Regions from separate parts of the Homo sapiens genome. Here region 2 is linked to region 1. A link is an interaction called in ENCODE POLR2A ChIA-PET data of the cell type or tissue named here. Cell type or tissue: Panc1. All regions are shown on one strand. Links, peaks and the distances in the headings refer to the core of each region. The heading gives the core; the rest is flanking DNA. Region 1 overlaps LINC02542 (long intergenic non-protein coding RNA 2542). Region 2 holds the start of LOC124901352 (a long non-coding RNA gene).

Region 1 (15,324 bases), core at 4,569-12,568:
AAAAGGACAAAGGAGTCAAGGAGACTATGTGTACTTCCTTAATTATTTTTATGGTTTGCTGATTCATAGACTGATTGAGCTGCAGGGTTGGAGGGGACTGTAGCTGTCATCTAGCAAAGCTGCTTTCTTGCCATCCAATGTTGGAAAATATTGGAAGCCTTCTTCCACCGTCCTTTCCTTCAGTCCTTGAGTAGATCAGCAGTGCTTCAAACCTTACTGTATGGAATATTGACTTTCTGTGTCTCTGCTGACACACCCTGAAATGGGTAGAACTTAAGGCTCCTTGGAAGAAGACAGTTCATTTCCTGAGTCAGCACAGACCCATCACCTCAGCCTCAAAGCTCTCATTTTATATCTGAATCAAAGGGTGTCCTAAACATGGAACACAGCCCTTCCCTTCCTTTTTTTCCCCGTCAAAGTGAAAAATGGCTGGGTAGGAGCTCTAATTATGTGGAACATGCTGGACACTCTTTTCATGTCCAAGTAAATTGGTGTAACCACTGTCCTTGAAGCAATGAGGTGATGCTGTGGTAACCACAGAGATGGGCTGGTATGCTCACAGTAGCAACAAAATCTAGTATTTGCACAGTGTTTTATAATTGTAACGAGTATTTACATATATTATTTGAATCTTGTTAAATTCAGTACCCTAGACCTGATAACTATTATTATCATAGGCTCTCATTTTTTGAATCTGTAAACTGAGGCTTAGAGAAGTATAACTTGACTTAAATAAGTTAGTAATCAAAACCTAGAACCGAGATTTTTTTTCTCAACTCTCAATTCAGTGCTATTTTTACTACACTGTGATTATTTTTTCTTAATAGTTCATCCCATGATTTTTATTTGTTTGGTAACTTACTGTCTGTAAAAACTCCCCCAAAATAAATTAATGTCATTGGTCTTCATATTTTTCTTAAGAAAACTGGAAAGACTCCAAAGATTTGTCCCCTGTGATCCATTTTGGAACTTTAAGATGAACAAAATAGATCTATGGGAAGAAAAAAATAATATTTTAAAATTTAAGCAATTTTCTTTCTGTCTACTCTAAAAATATGAGTCTATTGCTTGTTAATGCTGACAACATCCCAGTGAGGTAAGGAGGTCAGGAACACTATTATCTCTCTGTTTTTAAAAGCGGGTACACAGAGAGGAAATAACTTGCCCAAGGACATGGTGACTCAGTCAGAAGAGGAGCCAGGATGAAAACAGCCCTCATTTTTTGACTTTCAATACAACCAAGACCCTGATCCAGATGGGTTACGGGATTATGGCCCTTCACAAATAAGTGCATATTAGTCAGATGTGGAAATAATTATGTCCCTTTCACATTCTGAACAGAAAGTGAACTCTCAAATATATTGGCAAAGGGGAAGCCAAGATTCTCCAAGACTTTTTCTTTCCTTCTTTTTATTTTTAAGTCACAGATGGCTAGTCTGAAAATGAGGGAAAAAAAACAACCTTTCCTTGTCTTTTCTCTTAGGCCTGGCCTCACATAACACCCCCTACCACACCCCTGTGGGAAGAAGGATTACACTTTCCACTATTCCCTAGAGTAGATTTTGTTCTTTTAAAATAAACAAACACTTGAAAACTTTTTTTCTTCTAATATTAGCTTTGGTCTTGAACCAGAATTGATTTGGCATGGAGTAACTAGAAAGGATGAATAGTATTCTCCATGAGCAGTAGAGGAGATTCTCTTTCCACAGAGCCTTTTAGAATCATCATTCAATATGATGAACCCAAAATGAGACTAATTTTGACCAAGAGAAATAATGACATGAGATAACCACTCATCATCCCTGTTGGCTGGGATTACCTAATGATGCCAAGTGGGGTGGCTGCCTACATTCCTATTTTCCCCACACCAGAATGACCATGTACCCTGGGTCTGGTTGTATAATAATAAATTATCCTTTTTTTTTTTAACTCAAGGAAGGATTGCCTTTTTCAATTCACACAAAGATTCTTCACAGTGTCTGGTAGAGGCCCTGATCCAGTCCTTCCTAGTGGCTCTATTCCTCTACTCCCAAATTAAACCTGCTTTCTCATATGCTGGCAAAGTTGGATTACATGGCAGGTTAGTTACTTGCTGAAATGACTCTTTGGTATTTGATCCTTTTTCTGCAACATGTATATAGTTTTCTTACAGATAATGGGTCTATAACTTTATAAGATTATAAAAATAAGATCATATTTGTAGGATAAACATTTAGAATTAGAACCAGTGTGGTGATGGAATCCTCTTTATCTAGTTATCTAGGAAATACAACCTTGGAGAGAAACTATGAATGGGTAAGTGGAGATGTGAACAGCCCTGTTTTGGTCTGCTAAAACTATCATAACAAAATACCACAGCCTGGGTGGCTTAAACAACAGATTTTATTCCTAACGTTTTGAGAGTCTCAGGAGCCCAGGATCAAGATGTTGGCAAAGTAGGTTTTATCCTGAGGCCTCTTCTCTTAGTGGCTGCTTTCTGGCTGTGTACTCACAGAACCTCTTTGTGAGCTTGTGAAGAGGGAGAGAGCTCCTTGGTGTCTCTTATAAGGACACTAATCCTATTGGAACAGGGCTCCACACTTATGACCTCATTTAACCTGAATTACTTCTGTAGAGGCCTCAATTGCCTGAATAGCTGTTTGAAAACATGATATGGTGTTAAATAGTCCTAGAGACTATTCAAATGAAAAGAAAAATTGTTCTACCTCATATTTCAAAAGAAGAGAGCTTGCACAATTTTCAGTGTTAACTCTCCTTTTGTAAAACATTATGAAAATCCTATTTTTCAAATGTTTTCCTGTATTACCTTGGTATGCATTCTGTCAACTTAAAGGGCTTTTTTCCCCTTTCCCATAAAACATAGTATGTGGCAATTTTATCAAGTAGAGACTGCATCTTTTCTGTTTACTTAATTTCTTTTTTAAAAAGACCAACTTATTTAGGTGTAATTGACATATAAATAGCTGTATACATTTAATATATGCATCTTGACGAGTTTGGGGATAAGTATACATCCATAAAACCAGCACCACCATCAAAGCCATAAACACATCCATCACCTCCCAAAGTGTCCTCCTGCCCTCTTTGTTGTTGTTGTTATTGTCTTTCTATAAGAACCCTTAACATATGATCTACTCTCTTAGGAATTTTAAGTATGTAATGCAGTATTGTTAGTGATGGGTGCAATGATGTATAGATCTCCAGAACTTATCTTACACAACTGAAACTTTGTACCTTTTAATTGTTCTTTTCCCATTTCTTCCTCTCCCTATTCACTGACAACTACCATTCTACTCTCTGCTACTGTGAGTTTGACTATTTTAGATTCCACATGTAAGTGAAATCATGCAGTGTTTATCTTTCTGAGTCTGGCTTATTCCATTTAATATAATGTCTTCGGGTTCATCCGTGTTGTGCAAATGGTAGGATTTCCTTATTTTTGAGGCTGAATAGTACTCCATTGTATGTATCTACCATGACTTTTTCATTCATTCATCCATTGATGGACAATTAGGTTGCTTCCATATCTTGGTTATTGTGAATAATGCTGCAATGAACATGGGAATGCAGATGTTTGTCTCTTCAAGATCCTATTTCAACTGTTTTGGATATATACCCAGAAGTGGGATTGCTGGATCATATATTAGTTCTATTTTTAATTTTTTAAGGAACTTCCATACTGTTTTCCATAATGGCTTTATGCATTTACATTCCCATCAACAGTACAGGGTTCCCTTTTCTCCACATCTTTGGCAATACTTACCTTTTATTTATTTACTTCTTTATTTTTATAACAGCCATCCTAGTAGGTGTGAGATGATACCTAGAGATTTCAGTTTGCATTTGTCTGATGATTAGTGATGTTGAGCACATTTATATGTACTTCTTGGCCATTTGGATGTCTTTTTTTGAGAAATTTCTTTTCAAGTTCTTTGCCTATTTTGTAGTCATATTTATTAATGTTTTTCTTTTCAGCTGTATGAATTCCGTATTATTTTAGATATTAATCCCTTATCAGATATATGGTTTGCAAATATTTGCTCCCACTCCATAAGTTGCCTTTTCATTTTGTTGATCATTTCTTTTGCTATCCAGAAGCTTTTTAGTTTGATGTAATACTACTGGTTTATTTTTGCTTTTGTTGTCTGTGCATTTTTTGCTAAAATTAACTTCGAGGAGCTTTTCCTCTATATCTTCTTCTCTAAGTCTTTATTTTGAGTTGATGTGGGTGCTTGGTGTAAGGTAAGAGTTTGTTTGTTTTACATGTAGATACACAGATTTCTATTCAATATTTATTCAAAAGGTTATCTTTCAATCTTGTGGATTTCTGGTGCCCTTGTCAAAAATTAGTTGCAAATGATGGGCAAAGACTTCAAGACTAAAACACCAAAAGAAATTGCAACAAAAGCCAGAATTGACTAATGAGATCTAATTAAGCTAAAGAGCTTTTGCACAGCAAAATAAACTATCATCAGAGCCTACAGAATGGGAGAAAATTTTTGTGATCTACCCATCCGACAAAGGTCTAATTTCCAGAATCTACAAGGAGCTTAAACAAATTTACAAGAAAAAAAAAAAAACCATCAAGAAGTGGGTGAAGGATATGAACAGACACTTTTCAAAAGAAGATATTCATGCAGCCAACAAACATGAACAAAAGCTCATCATCACTGGTCATTAGAGAAATGCAGATCAAAACCACAATGAGATACCACCTCATGCCAATTAGAATGGCAATTACTAAAAAGTCAGGAAACAATAGATGTGAGGCTGTGGAGAAACAGGAACACTTTTACGCTGTTGGTGGGAATGTAAATTAGTTCAATCCTTGTGGAAGACAGTGTGGCAATTCCTCAAGGATCTGGAACCAGAAATACCATTTGATGCAGCAATCCCATTACTGGGTATATACTAGAGGAAAGTAAATCATTCTACTATAAAGACACATGCATATGTATGTTTATTGTAGCACTATTTACAATAGCAAAGACTTGGAACCAACCCAAATGCCCATCAATGATAGACTGGATAAAGAAAATGTGGCACATATATACCATGGAATACTATGCAGCCATAAAAAAGAATGAGTTCATGTCCTTTGCAGGAACATGGATGAAGCTGGAAGCCATCATTCTCAGCAAACTAACACAGGAATAGAAAACCAAATACCACATGTTCTCACTCATAAGTGGGAGTTGAACAATGAGAACACATGGACCCAGGGAGAGGAGCATTACACACTTGGTCCTGTCAGGGGGTGGTGGGTAAGGGGAGGGAGAGCATTAGGACAAACACCTAATGCATGCGGGGCTTAAAACCTAGATGACGGGTTGATAGGTACAGCAAACCATCATGGCACATGTATACCTATGCAACAAACCTGCACATTCTGCACATGTATCCCAGAACTTGAAGTAAAATTTAAAAAAATTAGTTGCAAATGGATGGGTTTACTTCTGGGCTTTCTATTCTGTTTCACTAGTTTATGTTTTTGTTTATGCAACCACTATACTGTTTTGATTATCATAGCTTTGTAACTTTTTTTTTCAACTTTTACTTTAGATTCATTGGGTACATGTGCAGATTTTTCTTTACCTGGGTATATTGCACGATGCTGAGTTTTGGGGCATGAATAATATCCAACCCAGTTACAAAGCATGGTACCCAATACTCATTTTGCAACCTTTGCCCCACTCTCTTTCTCCTCCCTCTAGAAGTCCCCAGTTTCTATTGTTGGAATCTGTGTTCATGAGTACTTGATGTTTAGCTACCACTTATAAGTGAGAACATGTGGTATTTGGTTTTCTGTTCCTGTGTTAATTTGCTTAAGATAATGGCCTTCAGCTATATCCATGTTGCTGCAAAGGATATGATTTCATTCTTTTTTGTGGTTACATAGTATTCCATGGTGTATATGTACCACAATCTCTTTACCCAGTACACCTTTAATGGGAACCTTTGTTAATTCTATGTCTTTACTATTTTGAATAGTGCTGCAATGAACATGTAAGTGCATGTGTCTTTTGGTAGAATGATTTATTTTCTTTTGGGTATATACCCAGTAATGGGATTGCTAGGTCAAGTGGTAGTTCTGTTCTAAGTTCTTTGAGAAATCACCAAACTGCTTTTCATAGTGGCTGAACTAATTTACATTCTCACCAACAGTGTAAAAGTGTTCTCTTTCTCCACAGTCTGGCCACTACCTGTTGTTTTCGACTTTTTAATAATAGTCATTCTGACTGGTGTGAGATGGTATCTCATTGTGGGTTTGATTTGCATTTCTCTGATGATTTGTGATGCCAAGCATTTTTAAATATGTTTTTTGGCCACTTGTATCTCTTCTTTGAGGAAGTGCCTCTTCATGTCTTTTGCCCATTTTTAAATGGGATTGTTTTTCGTTTATGCAATTGTCTAAGTTCCTCATAGATTCTGGATATTAGACCTTTGTCTGATGTGTAGTTTGCAAGTATTTTCTCCCATTCTATCTAGCTTGTCTATTTACTCTGTTGATAGTTTCTTTTACTGTGCATAAGCTCTTTAGTTTAATTAGGTCCCACTTATACGTTTTTTTTGAGGACTTGGTCACAAATTCTTTTCCTAGACCAATGTCCAGAATGGTGTTTCCTCTGTTTTTTTCTAGGATTCTTATACTTTGAGCTCTTACATTTAAATATTTAACCCATCTTGAGTTAATTTTTGTATGTGGTGAAAGGTAGGGGTCCAGTTTCATTCTTCTGCATATGACTAGTCGGTTATCCCAGCACCATTTTTTTGAATAGAGAGTCCTTTCCTCATTGCTTATTTTTGTCAGCTTTGTCAAAGGTAAGATAGCTGTAGGTATGCAGCATTATTTCTGGATTCTCTATCTGTTCCATTGGTCTATGTGTCTGTTTTTGTACTAGTACCATGCTGCTTGGTTACCGTAGCTTTATAGTATAGTTTGAAATTGGTTAGTATGATGCCTCTGGCTTTGTTCTTTTTGTTTAGAATTGCTTTGGCTGTTTTGGGCTCTTTTTTGGTTCCATATAAATTTTAGAATTTTTTTCTAGTTCTGTGAAAAATGATGTTGGTAGTTTGATAGGAATAGCATTGAATCAGTAGATTGGTTTGGGTAGTATGGCTATTTTAACAATATTGATTCTTCCAAACTATGAGTATGGAAAGATTTTCATTTGTTTCTGTCATCTATGATTTCTTTTAGCAGTGTTTTGTAGTTCTTCTTTTAGAGATCTTTCATCTTCTTGTTAGATGTATTCCTAAATTATTATTTTTTTTTGCATGGCCATTGTAAATGAGATTGCATTCTTGATTTGGCTTTCAGCTTAAATGTATTGGTGCATAGAAATGCTAGTGATTTTTGTACATTGATTTTGTATTCTGAAACTTTACCAAAGTGATTTTTCAGTTCTAGGAGCCTTTTTGCGGCGGCGCTTTTAGGGGGTTTCTAGGTGTAGAATCATATTTGCAAAGACAGATAGTTTGACTTCTTCTTTTCCTATTTGGATGTCTTTTATTTATTTCTCTTGCCTGATTGCTCTGGCTAGCACTTCTAGTACAATGTTAGCAGTGATAAGAGTAGGCATTCTTTTCTTGCTCCAGTTCTCAAGGGAAGTGCTTCCAGTTCTTACCCATTCAGTGTGATTTTGGCTCTGTGTTTGTCAGAGAGGGTTCTTATTATTTTGAGGTATATTCCTTCTTGAGGAACATCATTTCTTGAGGTTTTTCATTTTTTTTTAATCATGAAGGGATGTTGGATTTTCTTGAAAGCTCTTTCCACACCTATTGAGATGATCATATGTTTTGTCTAGTGGTAATGAATTCCCTTAGTGCTTGCTTGTCTGAAAAAGTTTCATTTCTCCTTTGCTTATGAAGCTTAGTTTGGTGGGACATGAAATTCTTGGCTGAAATTTCTTGTCTTTAAGAATGCTGCAAACAGGCCCCCCATCTTTCCTTGCTTGTAAGATTTCTGCTGTTAGCCTGATGGGCTTCCCTTTGTATGTCATCTGACCTTTTTCTCTAGCAACCTTTAAGAGTTTTTGTTTAGTGTTGACCTTGGACAGTTTGGTGACTATATGCCTTGGTGATGTTTATTTTGAATAGTATCTCACAAGTGTTCTTTGGATTTCTTGTATCTAGATGTCTACCTGTCTAGCAAGATTAGGGATTTTTTTGAATTATTCCCTTAAATATGTTTTTCAGGTTTTTATCCTTCTCTTTTCATTCTTTCTCAGGAATGCCAATAATTTGTAGGTTTAGTCAATTTACATAATTCCATATTTTTTTGAAGACTTTGTTCATTAAAAAAATTCTTTTTTCTTGATTTTTGTCTGGGTTAGCTAAAGAGACTAGTCTTCAAGCTCTGAAATTCTTTCTTCTGCTTGATCCAGGCTATTGATAAAGCTTTCAATTGTACGTTGAAATTCCTTAAGTGAGTTTTTAAATTCCAGAAGCTCTGATTGATTTCGTTCCATGATGTTTATCTTTTCCTTCATTTCTTAGATTGCTTTAGAAGTTTCTTTGTGTTGATTTTCAATCTTACCTTGGAGCTTGTTGAGCTTCCTTGCAATCCATGCTTTAAATGCTTTATCTGTCATTTCCGAGTTTCCATTTTGTTGGTGACCATTGCTGGAGAGCTAGTGTGATTTTTTTGGTGGTGTTACTACATTCAGATTTTTCATGGTGCCAGAATTTTTGCACTGATTCCTTCTCATCTGGAGACACCGGCACTTCTAATTTTTGTAATTATTTTTGTGCAGGAGGGATTTTTTCTTTTTCTTTCTTTCCCTGTAATATATATGTTTTTCCTTTCTGTTTCCTTCTTCCCCTCTACCTCACCAGGGGATGCAACTGTAGAGAATGCTGAATAGGGTCTTTTGGCTTTACTTCTATAGTCTTATGCACTGTTTTTGGCAGATTTTATATTGGGCTGTGCAGTTTGACCAACGAGCCAGCAGATGGCACTTATAGGTAAGAGCTGGCTGTGGCCAACATGGCTGGGTATATACTTGATCCTTGTTTACTGGCAGAAGCTCTTTGTTACCTGAGGCAATGGGCTGGTTCATGGAATGCACAGTGGTGTGAGTTCTCTGCTCAGCCCGGAGGCAGTGGGGGCAACAATTGGTGGGACTGAATTGGGCAGGTCCCCTGATGGCAGGCACAAGCACCTGTGCTGTGTGAGAATCCAGTGGGTAACACCAGGCACGCAGAAATATACCTTGGCACAGAGCTGGGAAGCCTACTCAGCCCCAAGTTCTCTGCATGGGGATGTGTCTCGTGTGTGTGTGTGTGTGTGTGTGTGTGTGTGTGTGTGTATGGTGGGGGAGGGGTCTAAACTCCTAATCCAAGATAATGGGTACTTCAGATGCCTGGAGATCTGCCTGGCATGGATCAAGGAGGGTTCCCCTGCACCAAGATCTCTGCATAGGAGGTCTGGCACTCTGCATAGGGTAGCTCTGGCAGCTGATCCAGGCAAGCAGGTGCTTGGAATGCCTGGAGATCTGCCTGGGAACGGAGCAGAAAAAGCTTCGCTGCACCATGATCTATGTCCAGGAAGGATAGGGTGAATCAAGCTGCTGAACCAGACAAGTGGGTGCTCCAGATGCCTGGAGATATGCTTGGGTGTGGAGTGGAGAGGGCTGTGCCACACCATGATCTTAGGGAAACAGCCTAAGGCCCCAACAATGGCACATGCAGACCAGTTCTAGGTGGCCAAGATGGCTCTGGCTTAAGTCTCACTCTTCAGCAGAAGCTACAGCTATAGCAGTTCTCCTGTTCCAGTCTTGCAATGGAATGGAGGAGAGCAGGTGCTCCAATCTGAGTCTAAAATGCCTGTGTGAGCATGCCAGCAAATGTCCAAAGAATGGCTGACTTTGTATTCACCTGAATTAAAAATGGTGTCCAGTTCTAGGTCCAGGTGTGGGAAAATTTCTGTACCTTTTCCCGGTGTCTTTCCCAGTGTCTCGAGTAGCTGGCCTTTTCCCGAGTTAGCGCCAGGGTTTGGGAGAAACAAAGCGCACTCTCTAGGTTTGGGTTGCTCAAGGTTTGGGTTACACAGATCCCCAGTGTAAAGAAGAGTCACAGAGGATGTCTCTGCTTCTTTCGCAGACTGGGCTTCACTCATGTTTATCAGTCAGACACCATCATGGGGGCTGTTTGCCAGCATTCTCCTTCCTGGGATCTGGAGTGTCCTTAACGATTCTGGAAGATTCCTGTTTTCCTTCTTCTGTAAAATAATTTGAAATGAGGAAGTGTAATACTTTCAGTTTTGTTCTTTCTCAAGGTGGCTTTGGGTATTCAGGGTTCTTTGTGAGTCCATACAAATTTTAGAATTATTTTTTCTATTTCTGTGAAAGTGCCACTGGAGGCCGGGCGCGGTGGCTCACGCCTGTAATCCCAGCACTTTGGGAGGCCGAGGTGGGCGGATCACGAGGTCAGGAGATGGAGACCATCCTGGCAAACATGGTGAAACCCCGTCTCTACTAAAAATACAAAAAAATTAGCCGAGCGTGGTGGTGGGCGCCTGTAGTCCCAGCTACTCCGGAGGCTGAGGCAGAAGAATGGTGTGAACCCAGGAGGCGGAGCTCGCTGTGAGCCGAGATCGCCCCACCGCACTCCAGCCTGGGCGACAGAGCGAGACTCTGTTTCAAAAAAAAAAAAGAAGAAACAAAAAAAAAAGAAAGTGCCTCTGGCATTGAATCTGTAGTTTTCCATGGGTAGTATAAACATTTTAACAATATTGACTCTTCCAGTTTATGAACATGGGATATCATTCGGTTTATTTGTGTCTATTTTAATTGCTTGCATCAATTTTTTTTTTTTTTTTTTTTGAGACGCAGTTTCACTCTTGTTGCCCAGGCTGGAGTGCAATGGTGCGCACTCAGCTCACCGCAACCTCCGCCTCCTGGGTTCAAGTGATTCTCTCCTTCTTCAGCCTCTCGAGTAGCTGGGATTACAGGCATGCACCACCACACCCGGCTAATTTTGTATTTTTTAGTAGAGACGGTGTTTCTCCATGTTGGTCAGGCTGGTCTCGAACTCCTGATCTCAGGTGAACCCCCCCGCCTCGGCCTCCCAAAGTGCTGGGATTACAGGCATGAGCAACTGCGCCGGCCACATCAATGTTTTATAGTTTTCACTCTGTAGTGTCTAAAGAGTGTGAAAAAATATTTTGTGGTTTTCAGAGTATAGATTTCTCATCTCCTTGTTAAATTTATGCATAAATGTTGTGTTGTTTTAATGCTATTACAAATGGCATTGTTTTTGTAATTTCTTTTTCAGATAGTTTGTTATTGGTGTATAAAAACACAACTGATTTTCATATGTTGATTTTGTATCCTGCAACTTTACTGAATTCATTAATCATTTCTAACAGTTTGTGTGTGTGTGTGTGTGTGTAGACATTAGGATTTTCTATATGTAAGATTATGTCATGAGCAAACAGAGACAATTTAACTTCTTCCTTTCTGATTTGAATGGTTTTTATTGCTTTTACTTTCCTATTTGCTCTGGCTAGGACTTCCAGGATTATGTTGAATAGAAGTGTGAGTGTGCACATACACTTCTTTTTCCTGACCTTAGAGAAAAAGCTTTTAGTTTTCCACTAATAAGTACGATGTTAGCTGTGGGCTTGTCACATATGGTCTTTATTATAATGTTGAGGTGCATTCCTTCCTACCTAATTTCTTGAGAGGTTTTTTAAAATCATAAAATGGTGTTGAATTTTACAAAATGCTTTTTTTTCTGAATCTATTGACATAAACATATTATTTTTTCTTTCATTCTGTTAATGTCTTCATGTTTATTGTGTCTGTTGAACTATCTTTGCATCCCAGAGATAAATCCTACTTGATTATTTCATATGATTATTTTAATGTGCTGTCGGTTCAGTGTATTTATATCCAGTTTGTTGGAATATAATTTTTTAACAGTAGAATTTTATGGTTCTTTATGTGGTATAAATTAAAATGCTTTCCCTTTAATTTATATTTTTACTTGGGTTTCCTCTCTTTTTTTCTTACTCTAGCTAAAGGTTTGTCAATTCTGTTTATCTAAAAAAAAATTCTTATTTTTGTTGAAGTTTCCAATTGTTTGTCTAGTTTCTATTTCATTTATTTCACTCCTAACATTATTTCCTCTCTTCTGCTAATTTTGTGCTTCATTTGCTTCTTTAAAATCCAGTTCTTTTGGCCAGGCACGGTGGCTCACATCTGTAATCCCAGCACTTTGAGAGGCTGAGGCAGGTGGATCACAAGGTCTGGAGATCGAGACCATCCTAGCTAACATGGTGAAACCCTGTCTCTACTAAAAATACAAAAAATTCGCTGAGCGTGATGGTGGGTGCCTGAAGTCCCAGCTACTCCGGAGGCTGAGGCAAGATAATTGCTCAGACCCGGGAGGCAGAGCTTGCAGTGAGCCGAAATTGCACCACTGCACTCCAGCCTGGGCAACAGAGCAAGACTCTATCTCAAAAAAAAAAATAAAAAAATCTAGTTCATTTGAGGTATACAGTTAGGTTGTTTATTTGCGATTTTTATTTTTTCTTGATGTAGACCTTATAGCACCAAACTTTATTCTTTGAGCTTTTTTTCCTCAGCACCCTGTAAGTTTTGTACGTTATATTTCCAATTTTGTTTGTCTCAAGATATTTTTTGATTTCCCCTTTGATTTCTTCTTACACTCATTCGTTCTTTAGGAGTGTATTTGTTAATTTTGCATATTTATAAGATTTCCAATTTTCCTCTTATTGATTTTTAGTTTCATACTGTTATTGTTAGAAAATATACTTGATATAATTTCAGTCTACTGAAATTTGTTAAGATTTGTTTTGTGGCTTAACATGTGATCCATACTGGAGAATATTCCTTGTGCCTTTGAGAAGAATATGTATTGTAATGCTATTGGATAGAATGATCTGTTTATGTCTGTTAGGTCTATTTTTCTATAGTGTTGTTCAAGTTCACTGTTTCTGTACTGGTTTTCTAAATGGGTAATCTATCCATAGTTAAAAGTGAGGTATTGAATTTACCTACTATTATTGTAAAGCTGTATATTCCTCCCTTTAGTTCTGTTAGTGTTTGTTTCATATATTTAAGTGCTCTAATGTTGAATGCATATATACAGTCATTCCTTGGTATCCTTGGAAATTGATTCCATCACCCCATTTACAGATGCTCAAGTCTCATATAAAATGGCATAGTATTTGCATATAACCTATACATATACTCCTATATACTTTAAATCATCTCTAGATTACTTGTGATATCGAATACATATATATGTGACCCAAGTAGTTGTTATGCTGTATTGTTTAGGGAATAACTACAAGAAAAAAAAGTTCTTACATGTTTGGTACAGATGTAACCATTGTAACCCTAACTGTATTTTTAATTTGTGGAACTGGTGGATGTGAAAGCTGTGCATACAGAGGATCCACTGCGTTTATACTTGTTATATCTTCTTGAGGAATTGATCCTTTTATAATTATATCACATTCTTTGTCTCTTGTGACAGTTTTTCACTTAAAGTGTCTTTGATATAAATATAGCTACTCTTGCTCTCTTTTGGTTAGCATTTACATGAAATATCTTTTTAATGTCTTCACTTTAAGCCTAAGTATATCCTTAAAACTAAAATATGTCTCTTATAGGCAACATCTAGATGGATCTTGTTTTTGTTTTATTTTAAATCCATTCAGCTAGTCTTTGTTTTTTGGTTGGAAAATGTAATAAATTTAAACTGATTTAAAGTGGTCATTGATAGGTAAGGACTTACTATTGTCATTTTGCTAATTGTTTTCTTTTATTTAGAGCCACTTTTCTGGCGTCTAATAGTTTTCTTACTGTGTTGTAGCTCCTTTGTTCCTTTCTCTCTTGCTGTCTTTCTTTGTTATTTGAATCAGGAGGTTCTAGCCTGATTTTTTTGTAGTGGTATGCTTTTATTCCTTTATCTTTTGTGCATCTAATACAGATTTTTTCTTTGTGATGATCATGAGTCTTACATAAAACATCTTATAACAGTATTTTAAACTTATAACAACTTAATTTTAATTACATATGAAAACTCTAAACTTTTATTCACCCCATTTTATGTTATTGATTTCACTACTGACATCTTTTTATAATATGTAATCATTAACAAGTTATTGAAGCTATATTTTTTAAAACTTCTGTCTTTTTAACCTTAACACTAGACTAAAAATGATTTCTGCACCATCATTACAGTATTATTGTACTGTGAATTTACTCTATATTTACTTTGACCAGTGAATAACAGCTTGCTGGATGCAATATACTTGGTTGGTGATTGTTTTCCTTTGACACTTTGAATATATCATTCCATTCTCTCCTGCCTGCAAGGTTTCTCCTGAGAAATGTTCTGATAATGTTATGCAGCTTCCTTTGTAAGTGATGAGATGAGCAGCTTTTCTCTTGCTGATTTCAAAATTCTCTGACTTTGATTTTTGACAATTTGATTAAGATGTGACTCAATGAAGATCTCTTTATGCTCAACCTATTTGGAGTTCTTTGGGTTTCATGTAGCCACATGTTCATTTCCTGCTCCAGATCTGGGAAGTTTTGTGTCATCATTTCTTTCTTTCTTTCTTTCTTTCTTTTTTTTTTTGAGATGAAGTTTCATTGTTGTTGCCCAGGCTGGAGTGCAATTATGTGATCCTGGCTCATTGCAACCTCTGCCTCCCAGGTTCAAGTGATTCTCCTGTCTCAGCCTCCTGAGTAGCTGGGATTACAGGCATGCACCACCATGCCTGGGTAATTTTTTGTATTTAATACAGACAGGGTTTCACCATGTTGGTCAGGCTGGTCTTGAACTCCTGGCCTCAGGTGATCCACCCTGCTCAGCCTCTCAAAGTGCTGGGATTACAGGTGTGCACCACCACACCCGGTCATCATCATTTCTTTAAATAACCTTCTAGCCTTTTTCTTTTTCTCTGATCCTTCTGAGATTTCCATGATATGCTTATTGGTCTGCTTGACAGTGTCCCATAAGTCCTATATGCTTTCTTCACTCTTTTCATTATTATTGTTATTATCTTTGTTCCTCTGACTGGGTAATTTCAAATGATCTGTCTTAGTGTTTGCTGGTTCTTTCTTCTACTTGACTGATTCTTCTATTGAAGCTCTCTATTCTTTTTTTCACTTTAGACATTGTATTCTTTGGCTCCAGAATTTGTTTGGCTCTTTTTTTGTGGTTTCTCTGTCTCTATTGAACTTCCGATTTTCTTTTCATGTATTGTTTTCCTGATTTTGTCTAGTGTTCTGCACTCTCTCATAGTTCACTGAGCTTTAGGATGGCTATTTTGATTTACTT
Region 2 (15,324 bases), core at 3,667-11,666, 400 kb before region 1:
CTTCCTTTGAGCGTTCAGCCTGTTTCAAACTTTTTATTGCTATAAGTAAAACTACGATGAACATCTTTATTCATAAGGCTTCTATTTTTTCTGATTATTTCCTATACTGGATACCATGAAAAATTCTTGCAGGTCAAAGAGAATGATCAACTTAAGAGTGTATATTGCCAGTTTTTCCCCTAAAGAGTTACATCAAACAACACATTTGCCAGGAGCACATCCTTTTTGTTTCTATTATTGATTGAACCCTTAAAACCCAACCTTAGCAAGCTCCTGTCTAGAATCCTTATACAGGAAATTGGTTACACTCTCCTCACTGTCCAGGCTCACCTAACAAAGAAACTAGATGGAGAAAAAAAATAGAGGAAAAATAAAGGAGAAAAGTAAAAAGAGGAAGTAAAAGCAGAGAGAAAGGAGTGAGGGAGAAAGGCATGCAGGACGGCAGGAAGAATGGACTTTTATAAAGGAAACTGAATCTGCAAGTTTTCCCCACGAAGATAGAGTTTACACAAAGTAGTTCTTCTCAACCTTTTCTGCCAGTTCAGGACCAGGGATTTATTTGTCAAAAAAAGAGGTTTCAACTCCTCTTCTTCCTAAATAGCACTGTTCCCTCCTTAACCCTAAGCTTATAAAAACAAAAACACTTAAAATTAGCCCATTTTCTCCTTTTGCCAGGGTACATGAGTTTTCATTGCATCATCTCACTTGATTCTCCAGTTATTATGAGGTAGATATGATTACCCCAAGTCTACACATGAATAAACAAACTCAGAGAAGTTAAGCGGGTTCTCCTGTGTCCATCTGTAAATAGTAGGACCAGCTCTCCCATCCAGGTTTTGTAACTTTAATTTTACTCTGCTCCAAAATTTCTATGGCTTCCTGGTTTCTATTCACTTATCTGATTTCTCATGCTGGTATTGCCCTGGCATTCTTGGATTTTTGCCTGGGCTTTGTTTTTCTAGTCTGGGCTTCTTGTCTAGTTCCAACTGGTTCACATTGCTACTGCCTACTTCCCAACCTGCCAATTTGCCAACTTTGTATTATTGAAGAATGTGTTCATTTAAGAAAATTCCTTTCAGTATATTTTAGACAATGAAAAAACTTTATTAGAATTTCAAATATTTCCCCCTAAATGTAACCACTGGCTTCCTGTTCACTTATAGGTCTGACCTATTCCTCCACCAAGAGTTTCTAGTGTACCTACACCACCATGTTGGGTAAAGAAGAGTGGTTCTTCTTTGATGCCCTGTAAATTCTCCACACTGATCCAGTTGCTATACCATTGTAGAAAAAACTGCTAATTGCTTCCCGGATGTCCTGTTCTTCATGGACACATAGTTAGATTACATTTCCCATATAACTGAGTTCTGGCTGTTGGGATGTGAGTGAAAGTCATAAGTGCCACTTCCAGGCCTGGAAAAGTCTATTCTTCATATTTGTTTTCTTTTCACTGGCTTGAAGCAGACTTTTGAAGCCACATGTTGAAAATGACAGAGTCACAGATGAAAAGGATCTGAATTCCTGCTGAAAAGAGAGCCAGCCGTCAATGAGAAAAACCCATTTTAGACCTTATACAAGCAAGAAATTGCCCTCTTTTTTGTTTCATTATACATTTGGGGGTTTATATGTTTCACCAATTAGCCTACCCTAGCTAGCATAGCCATGAACATCTCTGTATAAGAATATTGCTAATTAAGGGGTGCCTCTTTGGTGTTGTGATTTGACTATAAAGCAGAATTAAATACACTCACACGTGAGAATTTTCAAAAAAGTTTGTGTATGTAAATGTGCATATTTGCGTGTGTGCATGTGTGTGCGTGGTTTTTAAAAACCAGTGCCATACAGTTCCTGGAAAGCTTTTAATCTATAAAGCAATGCCCTATATTTCTGCTTTGCCTTTTAAAAATGGCATGTAGGTTGCAGTGCACTTAACAGAATCTTATCCCAGGGTTGGAGGGGTGCAGAGTCTTGGAAGAGTAGAGTCTCATCACCCAATCCACAGAAGCACTTCTAGGGCAATCCCAACCACCTGCCAGAAAACCCACAGAGTCACCCACCAGGTAGGACGGCTAAGGAAGAATGGCCCCACAACCCCTCCCACTGCTGCTCCTCCAGCAGCAGAGTGTCATGAGCCTGACAAAGCATTCTTCAGGCTGCTGGAGATGTGATGAAGGATTAATCGAGAGGCTTTTGATGACTTATGAGATGTCTGTAGGACTTAGAAGAATGTGAGAAACACACAGTGACTTCCAGTGTCCACGTCCAGCAAACTAGAAGACTGGGCTGGGGGATGGGGTGGGGGCATTAACAGAAATAAAGAAGTTGGAAGGCAGAGGCGTTTGTTCTGAGAGGAAGACAATGTGTTCCACTTTGGTGCTGTTGATCTTGGGGCCAGCAGCCACTCCTGTTTCAGGCAGTCAGTAAGTGTCCTTTTCTCTCCTCTTTAGGCCATCCATCCTCTGTTATCTGTCCTTGGCCAAAATCCCTTATCTCTGCTTTTGATGAGTGTTTAGCACATCACTGAGTGATCCTGCATGCATTTCTAAGTATGGATACCCTTTTGGCGATGCTTTGCCAGTAACTGAAACTAAAAATAATAATAATAATAAAAAGCAAAGGAAAAGCAGCCAAGTATTATATATCCATATCTTATTTAATCCCATCCTCTTTAAAAAAATTTTTTTATAGATTCAATCAACTATCTGCCTGGTTCTTAGGCTGAAGCATAGTCTATACCATTTCTTCTATCATGCTTAGGCCGTGATACATTTTTGGGTTTATTTGTTTTATGAGTTAGCCTGCCTTATGTAGGACAATCATGAACATTTCTGCATAGCAACATTGATTAAAGAACAACTAACAGGTCTAAGTTGATAATTGAGATATTCACTAAAGTAATTGCATCATCATTTCAGCTGAGTTGTGGGCAGGAAAAAAACCCTCCTGATTCTAGATAAATAAAAAATTTCACTTAAAAAGTAATTTTTGTTTCTTAGGTTACAGCTCTAAATATTCTTGAAACATCTCAACTCTGAGCTTTTCTCCAGCAGCCTTTGCCTTGATCCACTCCCAGGTTCGTACCCTAAGGCATCATCACCTGAAACAGCTTCAATATCCTACTATGATCACAGTCCTTATCCTTCCAAAAATCTCACTCCATTGCTCCTGACATATTTTATCTTTGAACTCATGAAAGTTGCCAATGTGCTGTGATCACAGGTCATCCTCCATTCCCCTGCACCAGCCTGGGACCCCTCTCTCTCCCAGTTTCTTCTGATCCAGCCTAGACTTGGTGGCACATTGTTTCAGCACATTTCTTCTCAGAATCAATGCCTCTGCTCAAGCCCTGCTAATTGAGGACCTTTCTCAGATCTATGCCCCTATGGCCAGACTCTCGCAAACTAATGCAGAAATTCATGCTAAAAATATACTGCCTCTCACCTCAGCCAAGCTCCCTGGGCCACTGAGCCACCGAGCCACCGAGCCACCTTTTGGTTGATGAGCTGTCTTTCCCATTCCCTTCAGTGGCTGTTCCTAACCTCCAACACTCTCCCTAGACACCATATCCCATCCTGAAACTCTTCTCCCTCAGCAGATGATATTTCTCATATTTCATAGGGAAAAAAATGGTGTCTTTTAGGAGAGGACTTTCTCACACTCCTTTCCCCACACAGACAGATGTGTCTATAACTGCTCCATTTTTTCCTCATGTCCTGCAGAAAGAAACTATTACCTAAGACTGGTCCCTCCATCTATTCTTCTCCCAATTACTCAAGGTCTCTCCATTGTCATTATCTCTTCTCTTGCTTACATCATCAATTTTCTCTCAACTGGATCCTCCCCTCAGCTTCCTTCATTTTCAAGTTTCTCCCATAAAAAAGAAGCTACCCTTGATATATTCTTACTCTTTCTCGTCTCAATCAAGTAAAAGTTGTTTGTGCTTTCTATCTCCACATCCTGCTATTAATCCCTCAGTCTTTTGCAGTTTGCATCTACTTTAACTATACTATTGAAATTACTATTGCTAAGATAATTTCAATAATCTCCAAGTTTCTCAATTTAAAGACCAGTTTCTCATTCTCTTCCTTGACCTCCCTGCAGTAGCTGAGGCTCCTGACCACTCTCACCCTCTTCAAATGATCTCTCCTGGAGTCTAGAATAACAGCCTCCTTTGTTTCTCTTACCTCTCTGATCAGTCTTTTTGAGCCTGCTTCCTGGACTCTTCTTCCTACCCATGTTAAAAAAAAATGTTTTAAAACCAAACAATACCAACAACAAGAAGAATTCTACATTTGGTCCCCTTCTCCTCTCCCTCTTTGTACTCTTAACTGTCACTTGGTCACAGATCTGACTTCCACTGCCAATGCTCCAGCTCAGGGGGGTGTGAATATACTGTTGGATTGGGAACTGGTCACCCTTAGAATAAAATCCTTACTCCTCAATATGATTCCAAGCTCCTTAATGACCTGGCCTCTGAGGACCTCTCCACCATCCTCTGACCTCTCCCCTCTTTATGTCATAAGTGCCAGGAAAAAAAGATGAACGGAAGTAGCTACTGTTTACGGGACATTTGTCATGTACAGTACAGGTGAGTGGCTAAGAGCTAACTTAGAAGCCAGGAAACCTAAGTTCAGATCCTGGTCTGGCAGTTTGTAGCTATGGGACCATGAGCTCATTAAAAAGATCCCTTTGTGCTCTGCTTCCTCATTTGCAAAACAGAAATGATAATAGTAGCTACCTCATAGAGCACTATGAATATCTGTAAAATGATTAGAATTGTAGCTGGCGTGTAGCATGTATATCAAACAAACATTACTGGCCACATGGTCATTATGTCAGGTAATTTGCAAACAATGGTTTATCTCCAGGATTGAATGACATTATGAGTACCACATTCCTAAGGTAGATGCCAGAGACTTGCTTTGCCTCACCTCTCTTGCAGATAGGCATGTGATAAAGACACAGTGCAAGACTTTGATTCTAAAGAGAGCAAAGTGTAGATGCAGGCATTGTGTAGAATCCATTTTTTGATGAGAATAGACAGTGGAGGTTCTGGTGGTTAATGCCCAGTGTTAGCCATACACAGCATGGTGTCTGTGCCCAGAGATGGCAATGGTGCTTTTGCTGAAGCAGCCCTGGGGTACAGTCCAGGCATTTTATCTGGCTGGGTACCCTCATAGCCCAACCCCCCAGAGACTCTGTGATCTCTGTGGACTATCCAGAATATCCTTTAATGACTGACTTTCCTGCTTAAACTAAATATGGTGGGACCTAGTGTTGGCAACTAATAACCCTGGTTGTTCTTTTGAGTAATAAGTTCATCAATATATGTTTATTTTTAAATGGTTCCTGTTGTTTCTAAAACAAACAAAGTGCTACAACAGAAAGTTGCCTGTTGGCTCGGATGTTCTCTGCATTACTGGGGACTGGAGTTCTGCCACCTCTATTGCTCAGATTCCCTTGTCAGGTGTCTGCAGAGTAGTCTTGTCAATGGGAGGCAATGGCAGGAGATGTAAGGTGGCATAAAGGGATAAGCCACTTTTCTTTTCCTTCTCTGTTTCTGACCTTGTCCTAGGCGGTAACAACAGCAGTAGGTATGTGTGAGGTCCAGGCTTCTTGCTCTAGAAGCATGGTTTCAGAGGTGACGGAAGCAGTGCACACTCTGGCAGCCTTGGATCTCATTCCAACAACAGCTGTGGTGGGCGCAGGTAACTCTTGAGTTTCTTGACTCCTGGCTTTCCGCAAGGTAGTAGCTGTTGTGGTTCCAATGGGCCCACAGCATGGGTGGATACTCCAGTAACCCTAGTTACAGTGAGTGTGGACTCTGAGTAACAGCATTCTCCCCTTTACTTCCAGGCTTATGTGCTAGTGACTTCATATTGTCATCAATCTCTGGGTAACTGCACCACCTTCTTTTTTGCATCTCCAGCCTTTCCGACATTTTGTAACCAATTTGCCATATTAAGTAACTTCTGTTTAAAATACCTAGAGGGGCTTCTGTCTCCATGACTGACATAAGAACCAAAGAATATACTTTTTTTTCTGAATTCTCAGGAACATTGTTATTTGTGATTATACTTCCTCAAGGAAAAATTGTTTTTAAAGTAATATTTGAATAATCATTCATTGAACGGGAATGCTAGCTCTATACTACGTAAATAATTCATATATGATTTATGAAGCTTAAAAGCTTTGATTTCATCAGATAATGATGGTTGAAGACAGACTATCTGGGTTCAAAACTTGGCTTTAGCACTTGCTTGTGTGAACTTGAGTAAGTCATCGAATTTCTCTCTACGTTTTCATCTATAATATGGAGCTAACTTTAGTGTCTAGTTGCATAATTGCTCTGACAATGAAATGTGTCAATATATGTAAGCTTCTCAGGACAGTCCCTGGCATATTGCAATCACTCAGTAAATGTTAGGTGTGCTGTTATTGTTATTGCTGTGGTTTAGATATGCTGTGTTTGTTCCCATCAAAACTCACATTGAAATTTGATCCCCAATGTGGCAGTGTCGGGAGGTGGGGCCTAGGGGAAGTGTTTTAGTCTTGGGGGTGGGTCTCTCATAAATAGCTTGGTGCTGTTCTTGCAGTAGTGAGTGAGTTCTTGCTCTGGCAAGACTGGATTAGGTCTCATGGGACTAGATTAGTTCCTGTAAGACTGAGCTGTTAGGAAGCCAGGATGCCCCTTGGGTTTTGTCTCTTCAAATGTGTCGGTTTCCCCTGTGACCTTCACCATGTTGTGACGCATCAGGAAAGCCCTCACCAGATGTCAGGGCCATACTCTTGAACTTCTCAGCCTGCAGAACTGTGAACTAAAGAAATCTTTTTTCTTTATAAATTACCCAGTCTCAGGTATTCTGTTACAACAAACCATGCTGATTTTTCCTGAGGCAAAAAGAAAGAAGTCAAAATCTTTTAAAAATCCAAACAAATGATGAATAAATTATCTTAAATCTAAAGTAAAAATAGTCAAAAGATAAGTGGTTGCACCAGTTGGGAGAAGGAATTTACAGGCAGAACTCAGAGGATTTTTAGGACAGTGCAGGTATTCTGTATGATACACAATGGTGGATCCATGTCATTTAAAGGCGAGGAAACTAAGACACAGAGAGTTAAGTAGCTCACCCACGGTGATACAGACACACTAGAAAGAGGTGGAGCAGGGACTTGAACCCAGTGTAGTATGATTCCAGGTCCCGCGATCAGCCTCTCCGTGTACTCTCATATATGTCTCTTTCACAAAACAATTTGCTGCTATCTCTTCTTATACACCAAACCCAAGAGGCTTCTCTTCCATTTTCTTAATCCTAAGACAAATGTTCAAAACTATAAACTGCTTCTCTGTCTCATATTAAGTAATAACAGTTCTGACATTCTGGACATTGATTTAGATGTCTCCTTTTATCTCTATGTTCTTTGGAAGTGTCTATAATTATAATGCTTATACACTCAGACAAATATATGAGACATGGTTAGCAAGAGAGAGATAAATTTTCTCCTGGTCTCTATTATATTTTCATAGTGTTAAGAAAAATGCAGAGGACAGATAATGAAGCAAGGCAAGGAATTTGGGGAGGAAGCTTCTTTGATGATTTTTGGCTGAATCACCAGACAACAAATCAGATCTTGACTATCCTGGCCTGCCTAGATTTCTAAATCTTGGAGCAAAAAGAGAAGTAATGGTTAACACTGAGGTGCAACAGTACAGTAGTCCCCTCTTATCTTCAGTTTCATTTTCTGCTCAGTTACCCATGGTCAGCCTTGGTCTGAAAATATTAAATGGAAAATTCCAAAAATAAAAAATTCATAAGTTTTAAATTGCATGTTATTCTGAGTAGCCTGATGAAATCTTGTGCCATCTTGCTCCATCCCGTGAATCATCCTTTTTTCCAGTATATTTACATTGTATACACTACCTGTCCATTAGTCACTTAACAGTCATGTCAGTTATCAGATCCACTTTTGTGGTATGGTAGTGCTTACGTGCTTGTGTTCAAGTTAGCCTTATTTTACTTAATAATGGCCCAAACATGCAAGAGTAGTGATGCTGGCATTTTGTAATAATTGTTCTATTTTATGATTAGTTATTGCTGTTACTCTATTACAGTGCCTAATTAATAAACATTATCATAGGTATGCATATATAGGAAAAAAAACATATTATATACAGGGTTTGGTACTATCTGAGGTTTCAGGCATCCACTGGGGGTCTTGGAATGTATTCCCAGTGGATAAGGGGACACTACTGTGTAAAGCATGCGATATACATCTAATCCACACAGTGTCACAGATTGGTAATGGACGACTGTGTTGAATTATTAAAGTGTTTTAATTAGGTTTTCCTGCACTTCCAATAATAACTGTCCTTGGATAAGATACGCAATGAGTCTGCCTTATAATAATTCCACAGTATAGAACAATTAGAAGCACTGTTAGAACAATAAGCTAAGTTGTTTACATATTAGATACTGTTAGCATACATTATTACTGAAACAAAAATGCCTGTATAAAGATACTAGAAACACATTAAGATAAGTTGATGGGTAAACTCTAACTCTATGTTCTTGTTTTCACATTCTTTTGGGTATGAGTGCCTTCCTTTACTAACTTATTTACTTGCAAATAATTTAATTAGACAATTTTAGTTGTATTGGGTTTTGCTTTCTTCAAGTTGGGAGTGTAATGGAGGCATGTCCAGCTCCATATTCAGGCCTTTTCCTTATGGGAGATCTCTAGGATAGTAAGTAATGGCCATTTGTCACTCTCACTTATCATTGTTTGTCAGGCTTCAAGTCAGCAGGCAGAGAGGTAAGACAAGTGACAAAACCATCTTTCAAGAACTTCTGAGACTGTTCATTGCTAGTGGCAATGTGTGAAAGAGCTGCCAGTGCCTTGGGGAAAAGCAGGGAGCTTCCCATTTAGAAACAACTAGTGGATCACCCAAAGGCCATCCTCTCTGTGGCTTCCAAGAAGAACATGGACAAGAAGCAAGGAAATCTGTTTAAATTTGATGTTTGTTCCAAATGTCATTTTTGGTGATATAATTTTGAAGGAAGAAATTTCATTGTGATGGAAGTTAAAACACTTAGAAGACAGGAGAGCATAAAAGAAATGCAAAAATTTACATTACCAAGGTACCTCCAACATTCCAAATTTAAAGTACTTTTCAGTCTTGAAATAAGTGCAGTTCCTATTGACCAAACAAAGAGACAGATTTGGTTCTGGACCAAATGGTTCTGAACTCTTTTATTTTAATCATACTAAGTAAGATGCACAGTACCTGTTTTAAATATATATATATATACACACACACACACACACACACACACAATATATATACATACACATATATATAATATATATACATACACATATATATATAATATATATACATACACATATATATATATAAAATCTCCAATATTTATTTGTGACTACCATAATATTGGAACAGAAATTCTCACAAACCTTATGCGGCTTGAAAAACATTTTTAAAAATTAACTTGAATTAACAATATACTTAAAATGAGACTTCCGAAAAGATAGATCTTTCACTTTTAAATCCATTTTTATTGTCCTTACAAGGTGCCTTAATTATAATTAGAATCTTTTATGGCTATTTAATATCTTTTTCTCTTACAACATTTGCACTTGTCTTTTTTGTATAATAGTGTATAATAATATCACATTACATTAATCTTCAAAGTGATTGCAAAGAACTTCATGATGAAGATTAGCTTGTTCTATGTTGATTTCTATTTGTTGTTGATATCTGACTAAAAGCATCATACTATAACAAAGGTACCAAGTTATTCACTCTGAATAAAAGATTTGCCTTAGACATTGTTTATTGAACATCTCTCTCTTCTATCTCATCTCTGTATTGAGCCATTGGTCCTAACAGTATTGAGTTCTCGAAAAGTAATTATAATTTTTGTTGTTTTATGTTCTTCACCCATCACTGTATTTTACTACTCAATATGATAACTTCTATACTACATTGAGAATGCTGATAATATCAACCCTACTTGAAAAGCCTACATAATATGTAGTATATATATCTATATATACTACTATTTTTCCTGTTCATGCTTATTTTTAGCTAAGCTTTCTAATTACTAAAAATCTAAAGCCAGTTTATCTCTGAAATCAGATTAACACAGTTATAATTACCCACTGTTTATATATTGCAATTTTAAAAATCCATAGCCATATTCACGTCTAAAAAAATAGTGTCTTAAAAGGCACAGGGCCCATGGCTGTATCTCGCCATGTGTGACATGATCATCTCTGGTGTTCTAACATGACTTATATGGAAATTAGAGGGCAAGATATATTAGTGCAAACAAAAGTAAGAATCCCGTGAACCAGGAATCTGGGTTCTAATTTTGATTTTGTCACTTAATAGCATTATGACTCTTGGAAAATTCTGTTTTTACATCTGTAAAACTGGAATAATACTTCTTATTTCACTAAGTTTTTTGAGGCTTATATGAGTTATGACATTGTCCAATATCCTGCATGGCTTCAAATAAGTGGTCAATACATGTTAATTTCCTTTCTTCCTTTTGAGCTCCAGTTTCCTCATCTGTAAATCTGCTATAATATCTCTACAGCCAAGTAGCATACTGAAGCTGTCTTGTACCAGCTCATGGGAGCTAACTGTTAAATTTTAGGAACTTGGCAAGCCTTTTTCAAAAAAATTAAATTATATAAACCTACAATTAAGTAAATTATATTAAAAACAACGGCTACAAATATTCAAAATTCATTACTTCCTAATTATTTTACTACATATTTCTATTATTTAGGCTGTCAAGTTTATTTACATGTATCTGTGTGGTAGAAATACTACAAAAACAATGGCACATTCCGTGAAGTAACGTTGGAAGCTTGAAATGGTGGGAATATTTACACCACAAAGACTGTCAAAAGTTTTAAATCAGGGCTTTTTCCCCTAGAGAACCAGTTACTAAACATTTATGTGAGTGTTCCATATACCTAACTGATTTTGAAATGGAAAAGCACTCCATACATATAATTTTAGAAGTTCTTTCCAAGTTTAAAATTCGAATGTTCCTATAATCATGTTGAAATACTGTGCAATAAGAGAAATGGATGCTATTAGTGATCATGGAAACAACAGTAGTTAATAGCATGCTAACTGTAGCTTGGGACAGGTGGTCCTGAAGACTGGGTATAAAAAGTGATTGGCCCCTTGGATTTAAATAAATATTTAAAATGTGACCATAAGCATTTGGCAGCCATGTATTTCAAGAAGTAAGCCCTGCACATGGCCCTAAATATCATTTAGTCTCTCATTCTAATTATAATCTGTAATTCACTAGCTCTACTTTTAGAGCAGACATGACAATACTTGCATGTCTATTCTTTATGGTGTCATAATGTGCATTTATAAGGTGCCTTATTGATAAATAATTGTATCTGAGCACCCACAGCCTTAAAACCTAATTCCATAAGACATAAATTCTCAAATGAAGTAAAAGGTTTTTACCCTAAAAATATTTTTTAATTATTTAAGACCATGTTACCCACAAAGAATGGGTTGTTTACTCCAAAGTTCCAAGGGAAAAAAGAACTAAATATGGACTATAAAATACATGCTAGTGATGGAGTGTCATTATTTGCAGTATTCTTTCTTATTAGTGCTAAGAAAGCTCTTAAATCTCATAAACCTCTACTTTGAAGTAGCTGTTTACAACTAAGCCCTTTTTCATCTTGAAGTTAACATAAGGTTGAATCTGCTAAAAAACAAGTAATCTCAGGATGCCAACTTTAAAATAATAAAAAATCATAAATTGTAATGTTTAGAGGAAGTACTATAAGTCATTTCAAAAATAGAATCTGGAAAATATAAAGAATAAAAAGCAGGTTAACATTTGATTAATATTTCTAGCAATGATTTTATCTCATACTAAAATTTTTACTTATGCAAGAGAATAGTCTCTATTACAAATTACTTTATTATGAGGAAATCTATTCTAACTTGATTATATGATTTCAGAGGATATGAGAAAATAATATTTTATTGATAAATTGTACTCCTAAATTTTATATTTTGCTTTTAAATTATTAAACTATTTTTCGATCCACATTTTTTCGTGTATTAGTGCACAGTGTCCTTTTTAACATTATAATTATGAGACTGGGTATGGTCTCTATTGCTTACTGATCATGAATAAATTAATATAATTCTTCTGATTACTTTCTTGCACTCACAAAAATAAGGAATAACAAAACCCAAGAAGCAGTTCTAGAAAGGTTTTCATCAAGCAAAAGTTGATTTCCAAGGATGTTCCTATTTAAGATGATATTATACTTCTTTTCATATGAGAAAGTATGGTATGGTAAACTTATACAGAGGTTCCAAATGCCATCAAGAGAACAGTCCTTCTCGAGACTATTAACTTTTCACTAAAACACAGAACATGGAAACAAATGAACATTCACATCACTTAACACTGAGATCAGACTATGGAAATAATCTATTCAAATTGCAAGGAATCATGAGCTGGATTGAGGAAAATTTAAGTAAGCCTCAACTCACATGAAATGAAGAACATTTAGAAAATAATACAAGATTTTAAAAACCCCCTCAACTGCACCCCATTTGTCACTAGCCACAAAGAATGAGAAAAACCAGTCAGTTCTTCATGTTTCCTCCACCCCAGCCTTCACACACACACATCCTGTATCCCAATAAAGATAGGAGACAACGGACAGAACCCCCACCACTTGTCCTTGGGAGGAGAGATAATTCTATAGTACCTACATTCCTCCAGAGGTCCCCAGTGGAATTAAGTCCCAGTTGTCCATAGTTGGCAATGAGCTCAATCTACTTTGACTTTGTTTTTCTTTCTCTGTCTCACACTCTCTCACTCCAGTTTCTGGGGCTCATGCTGTAAATTAACTACCTGCCTCTAAGTCCTTATTGCAGGCTCTGAATTCAGGGAAACCCAAACTAAGACAAAGTCTCTATTACCTCCTTCTTTGGCTTCTTCATCCTTGTACTCACCCTTTGAAATTTAGCTCAGTGTCACCCCCTTGGAACAGCTTTACCTGACTGCCCTGACTCAGATACCTCTTTCATTAAAATATTATAATCATTGATTAACTAGAGTCTCCCTCACCATTAGATTGTAGTCTCCTGAGTATCAGGACATATTGGTATTGCATTTTTACACCAGTGCCTGGTACACTGTAGGCTCCAATAAATATGTGTCAAATAGGTAGCTGAATAAATGAAAAAAAAAAAGAATAAAAGGAGAGGAAAGGAAGAAAAACAAAGACAGCCTTCTGTTGCTAACATAAAATAAATTAGGAATTTGTGCTTGATCATCCCAAATGTAGCTCCCCTTAACCAAACTATATTTCCTATTTTCAGCTTACATACTCATCCCATAAAAATAACCCTGGAAAGAGCTTTCATATCTTAATTCCCAAATGAAATCTAAAGGACTTGCTAAGATGAAGGTATGTGAGATCATTTCAGCAGCAGGAGGAAAATAAAACTCTTTTTAGCTAAATCCAACACAAAATCATTCAGAAATCCCCTTGATCAATAATTTCAGGAGCAAAAAAAGAAGTCACAAGCTTACACTTGAAAAATTATTCATACCTACTACAGTAATGGTAGCAAACTCTGAAACAGTGGGACAAACCCTAGGCCAAATGCTAAATAAATCCTGTGCTGTGCCAGGTAGGAGATGCTCAGAGAGATCTGGGCCCTGCAGCCTGTCCCACAGAGCTGAAGGGGAAAGAGCTCACTAATGGGACACAGAGCTGCCATAACTCGTATTGGTGGAGTGGTGGGACTAACGGAAATCGCTAGTTAAATGACACTTTCAAAAACCCTTTCAAGGGAAAAAACTTCATCCTTTTCTTTCTGGGAACAGAGGATAAGGAGTAAATCCAGCCCTGCCTGGAATAATCAGGTGAGCTAACTGAGGTATACAGGAATGACAGCTGGACTTTCTGTCTCGCTAATGTGCAAACTCTTAAATCAGGAAAAAAGAAGGCACATGGTACAAATATAACCTTTCTAAGTCAGTATTTTATAAACTGCAAATTGTGACCCACTAATGGGAAATAAAATCAATTTATGAAACTTGACCATTAGTTTTAAAAAGTACAATGGAATGGAATAGAGTTGGAAAATATCAGAATGTTCACATTTTTGTGGGCACATGTATATGAATGGTGGGTCACAATATAAAATGTTTTCTTAACTCTAGGTTGTGGTTAAAAGTGTTTGAAAGTCCCTGCTCTTGGCTGGTGCTTCTCTTAAATGTGGTCCAGGGTTCCCCATATCAAAATGATAGTTCAGATAAAAATGTAGCTTCTTGGCTGGGTATGGTGGCTCACACCTGTAATCCCAGCACTTTGGGAGGCCGAGGGCACCTCAGGAGTCAGTTGTTGGCCAGCCTGGCCAACATGGTGAAACCCCATCTCTGCTAAAAATACAAAAAAATTAGCCTGGTGTGGTGGTGCACACCTGTAATCCCAGCTACCTGGGAGGCTGAGGCAGGAGAATTGCTTGAACCCAGGAGATGGAGGTTGCAATGAGCCGAGATCACGCCACTGCACTCCAGCCTGGGCCACAGAGTGAGATTCCGACTCAAAAAATAAAAATAAAAATAAAATAAAAAATAAAAATGTGGCTTTGTGGCACCACCCCTAGAGATTCTGATTGAATAGGTCGGGGGGCGGGGCTCAGGAATATGCATTTCAGAACTGCAGATGATCCTGCTGCAAACTAAATTTGAGACACAGATGATAGCACCTCCAGGGTTGCAATGAATAAATGTAAAGATTTATTTGTCATTTCACTTTCTGGCATGCAGAAGGATTCTCCATGATTAGCATTTCAGGGAAGATCTTAGTTCTGGATAAAAAGTAGTGTAGCATAGTAGTTAAGAGGGTTTCTGTGAAGTGAGATAGATCCAAGTTGGAATCTCAGTTTGCCATTTATTAGATGTGACATCTCAGGAAATCTCAATTACTTTGTATAAGCGGAATCGGTAACTGTAGCTACCACATAGAATTAAAAGAATTACATGAGATAAAGCAGCTGGTGCATAGTAAGGCAGGAAATATTAGCTATTATTATATTTAAGAATCCACAACATTTTGAGAAAAACGCTATTCAACTTAATTTGACAGACATTAATTGAGTGTGCAAAGAACTATGTTACGTGCTTATGTAAATGCAAAGATAAAAAACAGCCCCTCATTTCACGGAATTTACAATGCTATAGTCATTTTTTTTTTTTTTTTTTTTTTTTTTTTTTTTTTTTT

Evidence for each region. ChIA-PET counts read pairs that join two places held together with the same protein. Peaks named below come from ENCODE experiments on the same cell type or tissue, not always from the same donor. Only the 100,000 strongest peaks of a DNase experiment are listed, where the experiment ranks them.
Region 2: POLR2A ChIA-PET joins it to region 1 with 5 read pairs; 1 of 35 experiments calls an interaction of 5 or more read pairs at or near these places.

The regions. Positions count from the first base shown.
Region 1 is chr6:81,999,956-82,015,279 of GRCh38, reverse strand. All of the region lies in intron 3 of LINC02542 (long intergenic non-protein coding RNA 2542), which reads left to right. Among named protein-coding and RNA genes, the nearest start is that of LINC02542, 94 kb to the left of the region's middle. In Panc1, for the core only: CTCF peaks have their summits at 8,755 and 8,954 (motif pointing right); a DNase peak (open chromatin) is centred at 8,956.
Region 2 is chr6:82,401,646-82,416,969 of GRCh38, reverse strand. It overlaps LOC124901352 (a long non-coding RNA gene), which reads right to left and starts at 9,248. Exons shown (of 2, transcript XR_007059664.1): 1 at 4,185-9,248; 2 at 1,084-1,524. In Panc1, for the core only: no CTCF peak of the experiment used is centred there; DNase peaks (open chromatin) are centred at 7,521 and 7,879.